Linked DNA regions of Homo sapiens: region 2 is linked to region 1. The links are chromatin loops, found by intact Hi-C in ENCODE. Cell type or tissue: PC-9. All regions are shown on one strand.

Region 1 (8,000 bases):
ATAAGAAAAAGCAAAATCAATACACTAGAAAGGACCTCATACACATGCTTTATTTGACTGGTTCATTAACCAAGTAAGTGCTAAGACCATGAGTCAGAGAAAAAGTAAAGTATATTTATATCACATTTTATAAGATAGGGCAGTATCATATACATTTTAAAAGATTTTCAAGTAACAGTGAAACATAGGTTTTGGGGATAATTCCTAGGTAAACCAGAGAACCTAGGAAAATCATTACCTGTAAATTCTGACCAACCAGAATTCTCACAGCATACTAATAAAACTTTGCAAATAGATTTAATAAAAATTATACAAAAAAATCTTGCCAGATCCTTAGATCCTTAGCTTCAATAGTGCTTTTTTGGTCCAGCAAACTGATTTACACTTTGAAATAAAGTAAATCCTCAATGTGTGCTACTACACTTCCTTCTTGATAGGAATTAAATCTAAATAATGACCATCTAGGAAATTAAAACTATTTGGCCCAGCGTGGTGGCTCACACCTGTAATCCTAGCACTTTGGGAAGCCAGGATGGGAGGATCACCTGAGGTGAGGAGTTTGACACCAGCCTGGCCAAAATGCAGAAACCCTATCTCTACTAAAAATACACAAAAAAATTAGCTGCCGTGGTGGCGGGCACCTGTAATCTCAGCTACTAGGGAGGATGAGGCAGGAGAATCACTTGAACCCGGGAGGCAGAGGTTGCAGTGAGCGAAGATGGCGCCACTGCACTCCAGCCTGGGCAACAGAGCTAGACTCCATTTCCAAAACAAAAACAAATAAAAACTATTCCAAACACATATTAACAAAGCATTTTGTTTGATGATCTCATGGCTCATATATTTGTCCACATTTCCTATGTATTTCCATGGGCAAGTAAGCACTGTTCAAATTATATTTTGTAGCACTCATGATACTTATGAATAGATAGTAATAATGTGAATTTTCTAGGTCAGACTTCAAAGCAGCACAATTATGCTTTGTTAAAAATCAACTAAGGGTAATTTTGTAACTTTTCCAAGTATACATTAAATAACATGACTTTACTTTTTTTTTTTTTTAAACACAGGGTCTCCCTCTGTTCCCTAAGCTGGAGTGCAGTGAACATAGCTCACTTAGCTCACTACATAGCTCACTACAGCCTCGACCTCCTGGGCTCAAGTGATCCTCCCAAGTTGCTGGGACCTCGGGGTGTGCCACCATGCCTGGCTAAATTTTTTTTTTTTTTTTTTTGAGACAGAGTCTCGCTCTGTCGCCCAGGTTGGAGTGCAGTGGTGCAATCTCGGCTCACTGCAAGCTCTGCCTCCTGGGTTCACTCCATTCTCCTGCCTCAGCCTCCAGAGTAGCTGGGACTACAGGCGCCCGCCACCACGCCCGGCTAATTTTTTTATTTTTAGTAGAGACGGGGTTTCACCGTATTAGCCAGGATGGTCTCGCTCTCCTGACCTCGTGATCCGTCCGCCTCGGCCTACCAAAGTGTTGGGATTACAGACGTGAGCCACCGCGATGGGGTCTCTCCATGTTACCCAGGCTGGTCTCAAACTCCCATGCTCAAGCAATACTCCAGCCTCGGCCTCCCAAAGTGCTGGGATTATATGCGTGACTCACTGAGCCCTATTAATATGACTCTTCTTACTAAAATTTTATTCCAATAGTTTGTAGGCAAATTATAAAACTGCTAAACGGGCTACTGAAATTTTTATTAGGTATGTCTTTATCAAAACTGTAATAATTCAAAAATTTAAATATTTTTATTATTTATTTATTGAGACCGGGTTTTACTCTTGTCGCCCAGGCTGGAGTGCAATGGCGCAATCTCGGCTCACTGCAATCCCCGCCTCCCGGGTTCAAGCGATTCTCCCACCTCAGCCTCCTGAGTAGCTGGGATCACAGGCAGCGTCACCACGACCGGCTAATTTCGTATTTTTAGTAGAGACGGCGTTTCACCGTGTTGGCCACGCTAGTCTTGAACTTCTGACCTTAGGTGATCCGCCTGCCTGGGCTTCCTAAAGTGCTGGGATTACAGGCGTGAGCTACGGCGCCTGGCCAAAAAATATGTTTTTTAATGGAAAAACAAAAACAACCACACGAAATAGACTGTTCTTTTGAGAAGGCCAGTTATAATTTCCTTTTCTTAAAAATTTCTTCATAAGGCATTGTCTACAATGTTAAATAAATTTAAACAAACATTTTACATAAAAGCAAATCATTCCTATATTAGGATAAAAGTATCAATTGTTAGTTTTCCCTTAAAATAACATTCAGGAACTTACTTCTCCAGCGTCCAGTAGCAGGTTGCAAACAATGAATATATTCAGTAAGTCTCCTCTCAAAAGCCTTGAGATCTAGGTATAAAGATGTCAATTTTCTAATTAGCCACTCTTACTCGTCTGACGAAATGTCAGAGTATTTACCTAACATTAAGACGACATGTGAGATACTCTTAACTGCTTCAGGTCTTACACACTAACTTCCATGTATCACTGCACTGTTTATTTCATTTACTATGACAGCTTTTTAAGCACTTGACAAAAAATTAGGGCTCTTTAATTCCAATTTCTCATATAAGAAAACTTGCTGATTTACTTTTAGAAGCTTCATAAATGGTATTGGGAGAAATAAGCAGCAGCCTCGGCCAGCGCCAAAAGCGAACATTTTCAGGGTTGCAAATAAAATTAAAATCAGGTCGAGTTTTAGCTCTCTGGGAACCAAGAACTTCCTATTAGAACCACGTAGTGCCTAACATCAAAGTCTTCGAGGTCTACCTGACTGCAATTACCCGCCTCCGGTTTCCAGCTCTTATATTTAATTAATGGCTACGCCGTCTGGCCTTACTAGACTTCTTGACACTGATAGCGAGTGGGTGTGGAAAGACATTCCCCTTGCCCCCTCCGAAGGGGTACAGGTGATCTTCGTGGCACCCAGGCAGCGCCTAGTTCTAGAAGACAGGGGCGTCTAAGCTGCTCCGAGTGAGTGGTGGGGTATCCTTTCCGCAGTGGTGTGCTTTAAACTTTAAAACACCGAGCAGCACTTCCTAACCTTGGCAGTTACCGGAAACCACCGCAGGAATCAGGGATACAACTCGCGGGGCTGTGAGAATGAAATGAAATGAATTAGCAGGCTGCAATGCACGAAGTGCAAGTGTCTGCCAGTGAAAAGAAAATAAAAATAGAAGCTGGCGAGGAGGTCGACCCTCTAGGTTTGTGGGGACTCAGGGAGCTGAGGCACCGCCCCCCGCGTCTGGCCAGGTACGGCCGCCTACGCGCCCCCAAGCTCCGGGCCCCTAGCTCCATCCTCTGCGGCCTCCTCCCGGGGCGGGGGTCTTCACGACGCCGGCTCCTCCGGAGCACCGCCAGCTTCCGAGGGGAGACGGGGGACGGGCCCGGGCGGCCCACCCTACCTTCCGCCTGCTCCAGCGAGTTCATGTCGGGCGGCAGCTCGGGTCACCGCCGCTGCCCTGTCCGCATCGCAGCTTCCGCGGCCCCCGCCCGGCCCGCAGCGCCAACTCCCACCTCTAACCGCTCCCCGCTGCCCCTCCCCGTCGCACCGCCCCTTGCCTAGACCCGCTACGCTCATTGGATTCCTCTACTAGACCTCCAACTAAGACAGCTTTCTATTGGCTGTCTCTTGCACCGGCCTCGGCGCCTAGCGTTGGACGGTCAGCCGGAGGGACCAAGAACTGCCGGCGGCCAGGCGGGCGTAACGCTGGCGTCGCCTGCTGCCCCGGGGAGGAACTGCAGCCCTCCGGAGCCAGTTCGTTCATTCATTTATCCCCCGTTCCCCGCTTGGTTCTTTCATTCGTCAAATGTTGATTGAGCGCCCACTACCTTCCAGGCATTATTCTGGTCGCTAGCGAGGGATACAGAAATCAAAGAGCTGGTTCTGTCCTCAAGGATCTCAAGGAGTAATGAAATCTGTACAGAACTAACTAGAACCCTAAATAACCAGTTTCCTTAATTATGGTATCCTAGATAACCAACCCCTTAAGTAAACACTTCTCTCTTGGTTACTTTCCTCTCACATCACCCAGCTTTCATAATTCCTAAATGAGGCAAAGTGTAAGCCCAAATACCTATAACTTAAGAAGAGATCTGTAAGGGATTGACTACATTTGTATTTGATCACAAGGCCTTCTTGTTCATTTATTGGTGGCATTCTTTCATTCAAAATCATTTTATTGCCTAACATGCTAGACACTGTATTGATACGCGTGTGAGCCAGGTAGACAGGATTCCTGCCCGCAAAGAGGAAGGGCTACAGCAGGCAACAAACATGCAAATAAGTAATTGATTTCAAATAAGAATAGTTGTGTTAAAATAGAGATCCTGGCCGGGCGCGGTGGCTCACGCCTGTTAATCCCAACACTCTGGGAGGCTGAGGCGCGTGGATCACTTGAGGTCAGGAGTTGAGACCAGCCTGGGCAACATGACAAAACCCTGTTTCTACTGAAAATACAAAAAAATTATCCAGACGTGGTGGTGCATGCCTGTAATCCCAGCTCTTTGGGAGGCTGAGGCACGAGAGTCACTTGAACCCAGGAGACGGAGGTTGCAGTGAGCCACTGCACTCCAGCCTGGGTGACAGCGTGAGACTGTCAAAAAAGAAAAAGAAAAAAAAAAGAATCTAAGACTGATGGGCTAGATTTTTTTGTGGCAGTAACATACCAACTTATAAACAAGACCTAAGGCCCTGCCAGGCAAGGGTTAAATCACTCAAGACCCAGACACTTAAAGAATAAACGATGTTCTAACTGCCACAATGTTCGTTTTTTTCCTCTAGCAGCTAAACAAGCAATATTAAAACAATTGCAGCTTACCAAGTACCAGTCACTGACTAACTGATCCCTTTGTTCCACAAGCCATAACTCCTGCTTTCATTAGACAAGAGACTGATTTCAGTAACTTTCTCCTGATAAGAGACCACCCACCATAGATTGGCCCTAGCCAGTCTACAGAGGCTGCACAATGAGTGCCTTTATGTTCTCTGCTTCGCCTTTTGACGTAAAGGGTCTAACTGTAATGCATTTAAATGTTAAGTCTCTACCCCAAAGTGAACATGTGACCCATGTAACATGCATGATTGTTTATTATGCATGTGTGCACCCCTCTTTCCTGAATAGCTTCTCCTATAACCTGTTAAATATGTATACTTGGCCAACCCATTTGGCATAAATTCCTGCTTCACCCTTCCTCCTTCAAAGTGCCTGCTTTTGGTCTCTGCCAGAGACCATACTTCCCAGCCTATAAGGATGGCCAGCCTGCAGGCTCCAACCCTTCAGAAATAAACCTCTTTAGGCCAGGCACAGTGGCTGATGCCTGTAATTCCAACACTTTGGGAGGCTGAAGTGGGAGGATCACTTGAGTCCAGGAGTTCCAGACCAACCTGGGCAACATAGTGAGATTCTGTCTCTACAAAAAACAAACAAACAAACAAAAAACATTTAAAAATTAGCTGGGCATGGTGGCATGTGGCTGTGGTCCCAGATACTCAGGAGGCTGAGGCAGGAAGATTGCTTGAACCCAGGAGTTCGGCGCTGCAGTGAGTTATGATTGCACCACTGCACTCCAGCTGGGGCAACAGAGCAAGACCCTGTCTCAACAAACAAACAAACAAACAAACAAACAAACAAGCAGAAATAAAGCTCTCCTCCCCAGATTTATGAACCTCATGATCCTTTAGTTGACAGTTCTATGGAGGGAGTAACAGTAATAGGATACAGTGAGAAAAAGGAAGGTTAGCAGGATCTCATGCTTTGGGAGGGCTTCATGAGGCACAGGCATTTGAGCTGAGAATGAAAAGATGGATGAGAAGAATCCAGCCATGCAAAGATGAGGGCTAAGAAGGTTCTAAGCAGCACTGCAGTTTTTCCCCTATTGGTATTTTGTGTATTTAATTCATCCTCAACCTTCCTCCTTCCCATTTGTCAGCAGAATTAATTGACACCCCCACCCACCACTTCATTTTGAAGGTTCCTCTACTATAGCACTTTTCAGTTTTCCACTTAGGGAGCCTTCCTTGGGACCAAACCCTTTCCATGTGTTATCACCCTTAACCCTTTCAGGTGATATTTTTTAAACCGTGGGTCAAAATCTAGAGAGGTTTGTAAAATCTATGTACTGATTCATGACTATTATTATTATTTTTAATTTTTTTGTGGGTTCATGGTAGCTGTATATATTTATGGGGCACATGATGACTATTTTTTTTTTAATGAATTAAGGCCAGGCACTGTGGCTCACGCCTGTGATCCCAACATTTTGGGAGGCTGGGACGGATGGATTGCTTCAGGTCAGGAGTTTGAGACCAGCCTGGGCAACACGGTGAGACCCTCTCTCTACAAAATATACAAAAAATTAGCTGGGCATGGTGGTGTGTGCCTATGGTCCCAGCTATTTGGGAGGCTGTGCTGGGTGAATCATTTGAGTCCAGGAGGCAGAGGTTGCAATGAGCCGAGATCACACCACTGCACTTCAGCTTGGGTGACAGAGTGAGACCCTGTCTAAAAAAAAAAAAAAAAAAAAAAAAAAAACTAAAAAGAAACCTAATTGGAAGTAAGGATGTGGGGTTTCATGGCCTATTGTTTCCGTTGTGTGTGGATGTGTGTGCATGCTCACCGTGTTCTCATCACAGTACAAAGCATATACCCGAGAGTTCCACTTTAAAAAAAAGTTTGAAAGTTCGAAAGTCATCACGGCCCATTTCACAACAGAGAAAGTAAAAATCAGTTTGCCCGGATCTCACAATTATTGTCATAGCCTGATTTTAAGCCCTAAGTCAAACTACCCATTTTGACTTCTTGCTCAATGTTCCATTTCTCCATCTCCAAGTCTAATTCATCACATTTCCCTTCGGCACACAGCAGTGCTTAGAGAATGGCTATTGAACATCTGTTATATGACAGGCTCTCCTGGGCTAGATCCTGGGGAGGTGAGGAGTGAAGACAGACTGATGAATAGGGCATTGCAAAGCATTGTGGTGAGTGGAGGCTTTGCTGACTTGCCTTCAAAAGGGACAGTTCTGTTAACTGCAGGGCTTTTGTTTGCCTGAGGGGGGTGTGCAAGTTTCTAGCAAGAGCTTGGGACAACAGAGGGAACAGTAAGGGCTACCTCCTGGGGTGTTGCCTCGCTATCCTTCACTCTCAACTGTGTTAAAATAAATATTGAACATGCTTTTGAAAGGGTGCATGTTATTTGCCTGTCATTGGTGTCTACATTTATGGATAGAGGGATTGGGGGACATAGGGGAGGGAGACAGGAAAATAGGGTCTCATAGTCAGGTTAAGGAATTTGGACCATGAGGTAGTTGGGGAGATGAAAAGGAACAGATTTCGGAACTTCATATCCATGGGACTTGGCAAGGAGGAGATAGTAACACATATTTAAGGAAGACGTGTTCCAGGCACTAGAGTATGAGCTGAAGATGCAAAGATCTGTAAGACTCACTCCTACTGTCTATGAAGGTAGAGTTTAGTGTAAAAACAAAAGAAGACAAAACACTAATGACCCTTAAAACAGCAATGATAAGATGAAGATCAGCTGCTAAGAGAGATCACCTATAAAATAGTTAAAGTTGGTTATCTTTTACTAGGGGGTTGCCACTCTGCCTTTTATTAGTTCAGGAGCATTGAATCTTCTTTAAACGTCACAACAACAGCTCTATGAGCCAAGGGGTGCTATCAAATTCATTTCAGAGATGAGTTTATAGATGAGTAGATGAGTTGATCAACCCTGAACCCTGTAGCTGGAGATATATTCCTTCTCTCTCGTTCTCTCTTTCCACGTGGTACATCAGATCAGATAGCAAACCCTATTAGCTCTACCCTCAACATATATTAAATATTTCAGTTTGGACAACACAGTGAGACTCTGTCTCTGAAAAAAATAATATTTGGACGTGGTCCCAGCTACTGGGAAGGCTGAGGTAGGAGGCTTACTTGAGCCTGGGAGGTTGAAGTTGCAGTAAGCTATGATCACACCATTGCACTCTAGCCTGGGTGACA
Region 2 (8,000 bases), 290 kb before region 1:
CAAAGATGTGTGAGTAATCAAGGAAGAGGTGAAAGGCCGCACCTTACTTTCAAAGCACCTCTCTCCAGAATGCTTGCCTCACAAGCTGCCTCATTCAAAGGCAAGGCTCTGCTGCTCCCCGCCTTCTTGCTGTGACCACATTCCTCAGGACTCTATCCCCACAGCCAGCTGACCCCATAAGCTGATGCTAGACAGTAGTCCTCCTTACATGTCAGTGGTTAAAAAGGCAGAGCATACACTGGAGGGAAGAGATTTATGTCTAGTGTCTGAAAAGTCATTCAAAAGGATAAAAACCCCATTAATGTATTCATTTAAAACAAACATGCCAGACAAGGCAAAAAGTAACAGTGTTAATTGTGGTGTTTTTCTCTCTACCTGTTTGAAACCGTTTACAGATGTAAAACACCCCTTTCAGCTTCATTTACCAGAATGCCTCTGTGAGAAATGCTGTCATTGCCAGGCCCACCAGGGAGAGGGAGTCTCCAATCCGTGCTAGACAGCTCAGCTTACTCCCCCTTGGTGTCTAGAAAAACAGACCTCACTTGTGCGTGCCCACAGGCCACTGAGGTGGAAGTCTGTTTTCATCATGTGCTAAAGTTGCCTGCCTGGCACCTCAGGGAACAAAGATCTCAAAGTCAGCCCCGAACCAGTGAACATTCTCCAGCTGGCCTGGAAACTGTTACAGACCAGGCACAGAGCTTCTGGCCTCCCCTGCGCATTATGGCTCAGTGGCTGCTTCGAGCCAGAATCTGGTGCATGTGTCTGAGAAATCCTCCAGTGCAGGTCCAAAGAAGCCAACATGCACAGCCATCTGCATGCCTTTGGGATTGGCGTGGGGCGGAGAGTCTTCTCCTGGGCTTGCTTCAGGGAAGGAGACTGGCTTCCCGGCCTTTTCGGAATCCAGCAGGAGCCCTCAGTTCAGCCCCAGCCCCTGAAACTTGGCAGTGTCCGTACAGACAAAGTAAGTCCTCAGCTCGCCTTTGCCTTTGACGTTGATCAGGCCACGGCATTCACAAGAGTACCCGAGGCCCTGGAGGATGGTGCAGGTCTCCTCGGTAACCTGAAAAGGAAGAGAGACCTGTTGTCTTCAGAGGCGGGAAGAACACCTGTCATGGTAGGGACAGATAGAGACTGCCCAGGCATGCAGTCTGCCTTCCCTGGAGAGTGTGATAGCTAGAACCATGGCTGCTGGGTGAGACAGCAGCTCTTAAGTCCAAGTCCCCTCACCTCTGGGGAAGATCTTTTCCCCTTAGTCAACTGCTTCCCCAATAGGTCTTTACCTGGATTTTCCCAAGTTCTCCAGTGCTTTCCATTCGGCTGGCCACATTGACAGTGTTTCCCCAGATGTCATACTGAGGTTTTCGGGCCCCAATCACTCCAGCAATCACAGGCCCATGGTTTATGCCTGAAGATGATGTTTACAGTTACCCAAGCGTGCAGGCAAAGCCTCAAGCTTCTGCCCTTAGAGGAGGCCAGAGAATCCATACCCCAGCACAGGATGCGGGGACAAAACAACTAGAGTGAAGGCTGGGTTGCTTCCCAGAGTCACTGCGTTGCAGTCGGGCTTGGGGTATGAGGAGGGCATTCCCCGGCCAGCTCTTTTTCAGACTCAGAAGTCTGGGTTTGATGTTAACACTTGTATCTGCTAATCTCTCTTTTAACAAAGAATACTTTGTTAAAAGTATTAACAAAGGCCTGGCTTTGAGCGCAGGCCCGCAACTATTTAGGTTTAGTAACTTTGCTTCCTTCTCTATATTTTAAGGTCACCTGTTTACAGACAATAATTTTGGTTCTCCATTTTCTGTAGTTACGTATTATTAAAACTCTCAATGGTAACTATATGCTAACTATATGCAAAACATCAGAATAATTGTCCAACTGCTGAGCTTGTCAGATCAGAGGGATTTCTAAAACCTTTCATAATAGATGGCGAGGTGCAGCTGTGCCACACAGACTGGGTGGACTGGCCTAGAGGCAGGGGCTCCCCACCCCGCTCCATCACCCGGGCTCACCGACGCGGAGGCGGAAGGAGTTGAAGGAGTGCCTGTTGATGCCGTCCAGCTTACTCATCAGGGCGATGCTGAACTCCACCATGACACCAATGTGGGCATGCTGCCGCTCCAGCTCCTGCGGGACAGGCTGTGGGTCAGATCCTTGCATCTCCAGAGCCCCCAGACCTAGTGGGCCCTGGCGCGCCACTCTTGTTGAGGATCCCCACCACTAAAATCCTGGCTGAGCCCTACAAGTACCTGTGCCCCTCCCCCAGGACGAGATAAGGGCACACCCTTTAAGTAAGGTGACAGGTCACCTTTAAGTGAGGACAGTCAGCTGAATTTCACCTCTTGGGCTTGAGTACCTGGTTCTCGTGCCCTGAGGCGACGCTGAGCCCTGCAGCTGCCATGTACGTGCTGCCGATGGTCTTGATCTTCTCCACGCCGCTGAACTTGGGCTTCAGTAGGAGCTGCAGGCAAGAAGGAAGCGGTGAAGCAGCCGCCACTCCATAGCCGCAGCCAGGCTGCCCCTGCTTCTCAGGAAGGGTGTGGGGTTCCCTCCACCCATCGCCGCCTCTCGCACACACGTCTCATGGCTGCCCTGCCAGCTGAGCGCATGACTAAGCATGGTGAGGACATGGCCCTTGGCGGCTCCTGCTCTTCCTGTTGTCTCCGTCCCCACACTGTCTCCCTCTTCCCTTCCATCTGTGTCTGCACAGAGCAAACACAGCATTATCTACACAGGAATGTAGATTCTTTGTCTCCAGCAAAGAATTCAACCCAAACTGATTTCCTCTGTTTGGCTTGGTTGATAGCGTGGGCTTAGTTGGAAATGAAGCTAAGGGGCCTGAGTCTAATCTTAGCAAGCTGCCCATCACAGAGAAGATGCCAACGAATTATTTGCTGCATAAAACAGAATGAAAAAGAAATGTGTACCTTTATATTCTGTGTAATGTATGTTCCCCCCAGGCGGGCCACGTCGTTTTTTTTTTGTTGTTGTTGTTGTTGTTTGAGACAGAGTTGTGTACTGTTGCCCAGGCTGTAGTGCAGTGGCGTGATCCCAGCTCACTGCAACCGCCTCCCAGGTTCAAGCGATTCTCCTGCCTCAGCCTCCCAAGTAGCTGGGATTACAGGTGTGCGCCCCAAGCCCAGCTTGTAATTTTTTGTATTTTCAGTAGAGACAGGGTTTCGCCATGTTGGCCAGGCTGGTCTCGAACTCCTAGCCTCAAGTGATCCACCCACCTTGACCTCCCAAAGTGCTGGGATTATAGACCACCTTGCCCAGCTCTGTGTCACATTTTTAAATTGGGTTTTAGGATGGCAGGTGCCACCGCCCTTCCCTCTCCAGCATGGGTGGGGGCTGCTGCGCAAGGCTGGGCTAGAGGCTGTACCTCGTCGAAGTCGGCAATGATCTCATTGAGCAGGCGTAGGCACTCCAGCCCTTCTTTGTTGACATCGCACTCTGTGTAGAACACTTTGAAGTCCGGCACGGAGGCAAACATGACACAGACGCAGTCATAGGACTGATGGTACCAGTCCTGGATGGGAAGAAACCGGACCTTACACCACTTCACCTCTTGAGGGGACAGGAAGAGTGGCAAGGCCTCAGGAGCAGATGGCACTGCTGAACTGCCCAGCCCAGCTTTCGGGGAGTGGGGAGGGGGGCGGGCTGCATGAGTTTCATCTGGTGGCTGTTACCGGGTGATTAAGAATTGGGTGGCCAGGGAGGGTCAGGCTCAGGTTGGTTTTTGCTCACAGAAGCACCATGGGTGTTTCCATGTACACATGGGGTGAGAACCTCTGCAGTAGTGGAGGGTAACGGGAGGTCTTCATTCTCACTGGGCCTCCGTTTCCTATCTAGAAAACTTGCTACACATAACTAGTAGAAGTACAGACATTTTCATCAACACAGAATGTCCAGATCACAAACCCCTGAACACACATTTCATCCTCGCCACAAGCCTGTGGGGAAGGGCTGTCAGCCCATTTTACAGAGGTGAAGACCAAGGCCTGGGAAAGCAAGGTGCCTTGTTCACGACCACACTTGAGCCCAGGTCCCTGACCCCAGGCCCATGCTCTCACAGCTGATGCCATACATTGTCGCCTGGGCATCCCGGTGAGGCCAGGACCTGAGGAAGCCAAGCTCAGCATGCACTCCAGCTCCACACCTTCACCCTACGGACTGCGCCTGGACCGTCCGCCTCCCTGCCCCCGCCCCAGCCCCTTCTCAGCACACCTCGTTTAACTTGTCACCGATAAAGTGGGCAGCCACGTGGGCTGGCAGGACGTTCTCCAGAAGAAGGCGGTTCACGTTCTCCATGGTCTCAAACTCCTCGTGCTCCTTCTTGAACTTCTTCTTCCATAGGCAGTCCAAGCGGCAGTAATAGTCAATCTGCAAACGGCAGCAACATAAGCGCCCCGTCCACAGGCAAGTGGGAGCCGTGCTGCTGTGCATCTCCTAGCCAGGTCTGTCTGTCCCTGGCGTCCTTGGAGCCTCTGGCCAGGGGACCAGTGCTTTCCTGGCAGGACTCTAGTCTTTTCTGCTACTCCACCTGAGCCCACCCCACCCCACCCCATCTCCAGATGGAGGTGAGGAAAAGTGGGCAGAGCTTGGGGGGGGGGGGGGGGCCAGCCTCCTTACCTGTCTGGAGAGTGTAAGCAGGGTGATGTAGAACAGGACCAGGTAGAAATTGGTCATGGTCTTCAGGTCCTTCCAGGAACAGCTAGGGGTGCCACTGAATGCGAAGGGAGGCCCAAGTCACTCCCAGCACTCACCACTCCAACCCACTGAGTCATGCTCTCCAGGTGCCACGCACACCCAGGGGAAAGGGGAAAATTGATTCTAATGGGGTGGGTAGAAAACAAGACAACTTTGGGGTATTATAAAGGGGGGAGGGGAGAGGTGGGCAGGGAGATGGGGGAGCCCTTGTGGGGAAGACCTCTGATCTCACCCCTGAATGACCAGAATCAGCTGTGATGAGGGCCTGAAGGGAGCCCAGAACTGGTGAGCCAGGGTCAGTGGCAGGCGGGGTGGGGTGGATGGGTGGCATAAGGATTTTGCAGGTGCGGGGCAGACCCACAGGAGCAGGTTCTGTTCTGGGTCCCAGGCTTCCAGCTTTTTTGTTTAGGGGGGCCAGGTCCGCTCCTTAATCCACTTGGGACCCAGAACCCCTAGAACCACACACCCCAGCCCTGCCAGCCTCAGGTATCACCACCTGTCCAGGAAGAGATGGAAGCAACTGCTCCTTCCAGAACTCGAGACCCAGGATGTGGCCTTGAGAGGCACAGAGCTAGAGCTGCAGCCTCCTTCCCTCCCCACCACTAGACTGGCCTGGAAACAGGATGACCCGGTGGCCTCTGTCAGACTAGGGACTTCCTAAAGAACCTGCCAGTGAATTCCTCGGCTCTGAGCGCTGGACACCATCTGCCAGCCCCGCCCTGCAAGGTGCCCACTCCCCATGAACACAGAAGCCCCTTGGTGCGAGCAGGCAGGCACCAGATGAACAGGCCACCATGGGGATGGGGACGGGGACGGGCGGGACCCCACCTGGTGGTGCCGTTGGGCTTGGTGAGGTTGCCCAGGCCTTGGCCGCAGCAGTCCCACTGCCAGCATGGGGAGAGGTTGAAGAGCACCAGGTAGGCCACCAGGGCCACTGTCAGCAGCACAACCTTTGGCTCCAGGCTCATCCTCAGGAAGACCGAGCAGGCGATGAAGCCCAGGACACAGCTGCAGGTGTAGTACTGAGGGGGCAGGGTGTCACTCAGGACAGGGCCACCCCACCACGTACTCTCGCCTCCAGCCCAGCACATACCACAGAGCCCCACTCCCTGCACCTCAGCATCACGCTCTTGCCTTACCACCTCCCTTCTCAACAAAAAACAATGAGACCTAAGAGTGTCCAGTGTTGTTTTCACTGTAGTTTTATTTCTTATGAAGTGAGCTCATTTAAACGGGAAAAAACAGTATGCAGGTGCTGTGGATACAACAGACCACAGTCAAGGTCAAGGCCGGAGCGTGCATGCATCCAAGCTGCCTCCCTGAGTTTTTGTGAGCTTACCCTCCCAAAGGACCTCTGCCCTGCTCAAGATTGTGCTGTGGCTCCCCAGCCCCCAGAATAAAGACCACGCTCTTCACACCCCGGCATTCCTGCACCTCCCAGTCTGGATCAAGCCTGCCCCCGGCTCCATCTCCCAGTTCTCCCCACTCCCTCTCCAGGAGACAACCCACCCAAAACCCCACTGCTCCCAACACACGCCTCGGCTTTTTCCCATGCTGTCCCTTGTCCCAGAACCTTTCTGCCTTTTAGAGCCCAGCTCACTGCACTGCCAGCCTCTGAAGCTGCAGAGTCTGCTGTCTGCAAGGCCCTCCAGGCAGAGACCTTGACCTCTGCCATCAGCCTGTCTGGGCCTGCCCTGGCGCCATCACCTAATGAAGCCCCTCCCTGAGCTGTGCATACTCGTGTATAAAATAGTGACAGGCCTGTCAGAGAGGAAGTGCCCTGACCAGAGACCCGCACAAGGCCAGATGCTCCCCTCACTCCCTGCCTACCCACACAGCCTAGACCAAGCCTGCCAAGGCCAGGACTCCTCACTCCCTTGGGCCAGAGGCCAGCTGGGCCCATGGGACCCTGCTTTCCCAGCTCTGCAGGAGAGGCTGTTCTCAGCCTCCACATGCTGTGCTCTCAGGGGTCAGCACCCATGCTTTGAGGGTCCAAACTACACCTCTGGCAGCAGCAGCCCCACTCTGAATGAGGCCACGGAGCCGGGCCCGGCGCACTCACCGGGAGGGGCTCACACAGGGCTCTTGTCTTGCTGCTCGCGGCCAGTAGGCCTGTCTCATTGCCAACAGGCAGCTCTGGAACTTGGAAAGGCATCAGGGGCTGTAGAGGAGACAGGTCCCCATCAGTCCAGGGACAAGAACGCTGGAACCTGCCCAAGCCATGCAAGGTGGGCCCCAGGCAACCATGAGTATCACAGCAGCCTGAGGTTTCACGTTGGGATCAGCTCTGAGCACGGCTCAAGCCGCCGTGCCGACTCCCCACAGCAGCCGTCAGGTTCAGAGGGCAGAGGGGCTAGGAGATGAGGGTGCAGACACCCCCAGAGCGGCAGCAGCCAGGGGGAGGGGCCGGGACCAACATTTTCAGCCTCCCCAGGTGACCCTGAGGGAGGTGGTCACAGGAACACATTCCAAAAACCCAGGGTCCGGGGCAGAGAGGTGAGGGAGAGGCCCTAGCCCAGGATGCGGGGTCTGGGAGAGAGGTGGACAAGTGTCCCGCAGGCTGCTTTCTGCAGCACTGAGCCTCTGAGCCCCAGCAGAGGAGCAAGGGTTCATCCCTGAGAGGGGAAACTGAGTCTCAGAAGGGCCGTGAAGAATGAATGGGATGTCAGGATGTGGTGGCTCAAGGCATCACATCCTCCTGGAGCTGGCCACACAAGCTCTCTGGGCCCCCAAAGTCCGCATTTGAGAACCCAAAGGTGAGGAGCCCTGAGTGTACAAAGGGGAACCCCCCACATCCACCTGCTGAGCTCGGGGGAGAGGACAACCAGAGGCAGCTTTTAAGGCCACATTGTAGGCGTCCCAAATCTGGAGGTCTCCCTCTACCCCGGAGGCCTGCCTCCCCACCACGGGACCCACCAGGTTGATGATGGCCACAGTGAGCAGGCTGCCGATGGTCAGGACGGCCAGGGTCAGCCTCAGCAGGGGCTGTGTCTCCACCCTCTCAGAGATAGTGCAGAGCGTCCCCCGAGCTGGGCAGCACCTCTGTGGGGTAACAGGGTCAAGTCACCCAGAGCCAACAGCCTGGGCAAGGAGGGCTGGTCGCTGGCAGCCTGGGGAGGGGTATCCTCGGGAGAAGCCTCCAGGGCACTCAGGAAATTGTCCCCGAGGCAGGAGAGATGGGCACCCAACCTTGACCAGAGCAGGGGCTCAGCCCAGCCAAGCTCACCAGGGAGGGCTCCTAGGCAGGTGTCCTGAGGCAGGGAGGGAGGGCCCGCGGGGCCAGAGCTCCC

Evidence for each region. Peaks named below come from ENCODE experiments on the same cell type or tissue, not always from the same donor. Only the 100,000 strongest peaks of a DNase experiment are listed, where the experiment ranks them.
Region 2: it touches region 1 in a loop (7-fold over the local background); 3 of 110 quality-filtered maps call a loop at or near these places.

What each region holds. Positions count from the first base shown.
Region 1 is chr16:50,020,742-50,028,741 of GRCh38, reverse strand. It overlaps CNEP1R1 (CTD nuclear envelope phosphatase 1 regulatory subunit 1), which reads right to left and starts at 3,517. Exons shown (of 6, transcript NM_001281789.2): 1 at 3,402-3,517; 2 at 2,275-2,346. The coding sequence starts at 3,426. RefSeq lists a silencer at 3,204-3,513 and enhancers at 3,327-3,828, 6,744-7,250. In PC-9, CTCF peaks have their summits at 3,537 and 3,746; a DNase peak (open chromatin) is centred at 3,611; H3K4me3 peaks cover 2,375 bases; H3K27me3 peaks cover 1,209 bases.
Region 2 is chr16:50,308,419-50,316,418 of GRCh38, reverse strand. ADCY7 (adenylate cyclase 7) reads right to left here. Exons shown (of 26, transcript NM_001114.5): 17 at 7,627-7,752; 18 at 6,773-6,871; 19 at 5,539-5,732; 20 at 4,633-4,726; 21 at 4,228-4,383; 22 at 3,383-3,529; 23 at 2,357-2,461; 24 at 2,013-2,127; 25 at 1,281-1,405; 26 at 1-1,060. The coding sequence ends at 914. BRD7 (bromodomain containing 7) reads left to right here. Exons shown (of 17, transcript NM_013263.5): 17 at 1-462. Among named protein-coding and RNA genes, the nearest start is that of MIR6771, 20 kb to the right of the region's middle. RefSeq lists enhancers at 1,788-2,987, 6,287-6,581. In PC-9, no CTCF peak of the experiment used is centred here; no DNase peak of the experiment used is centred here.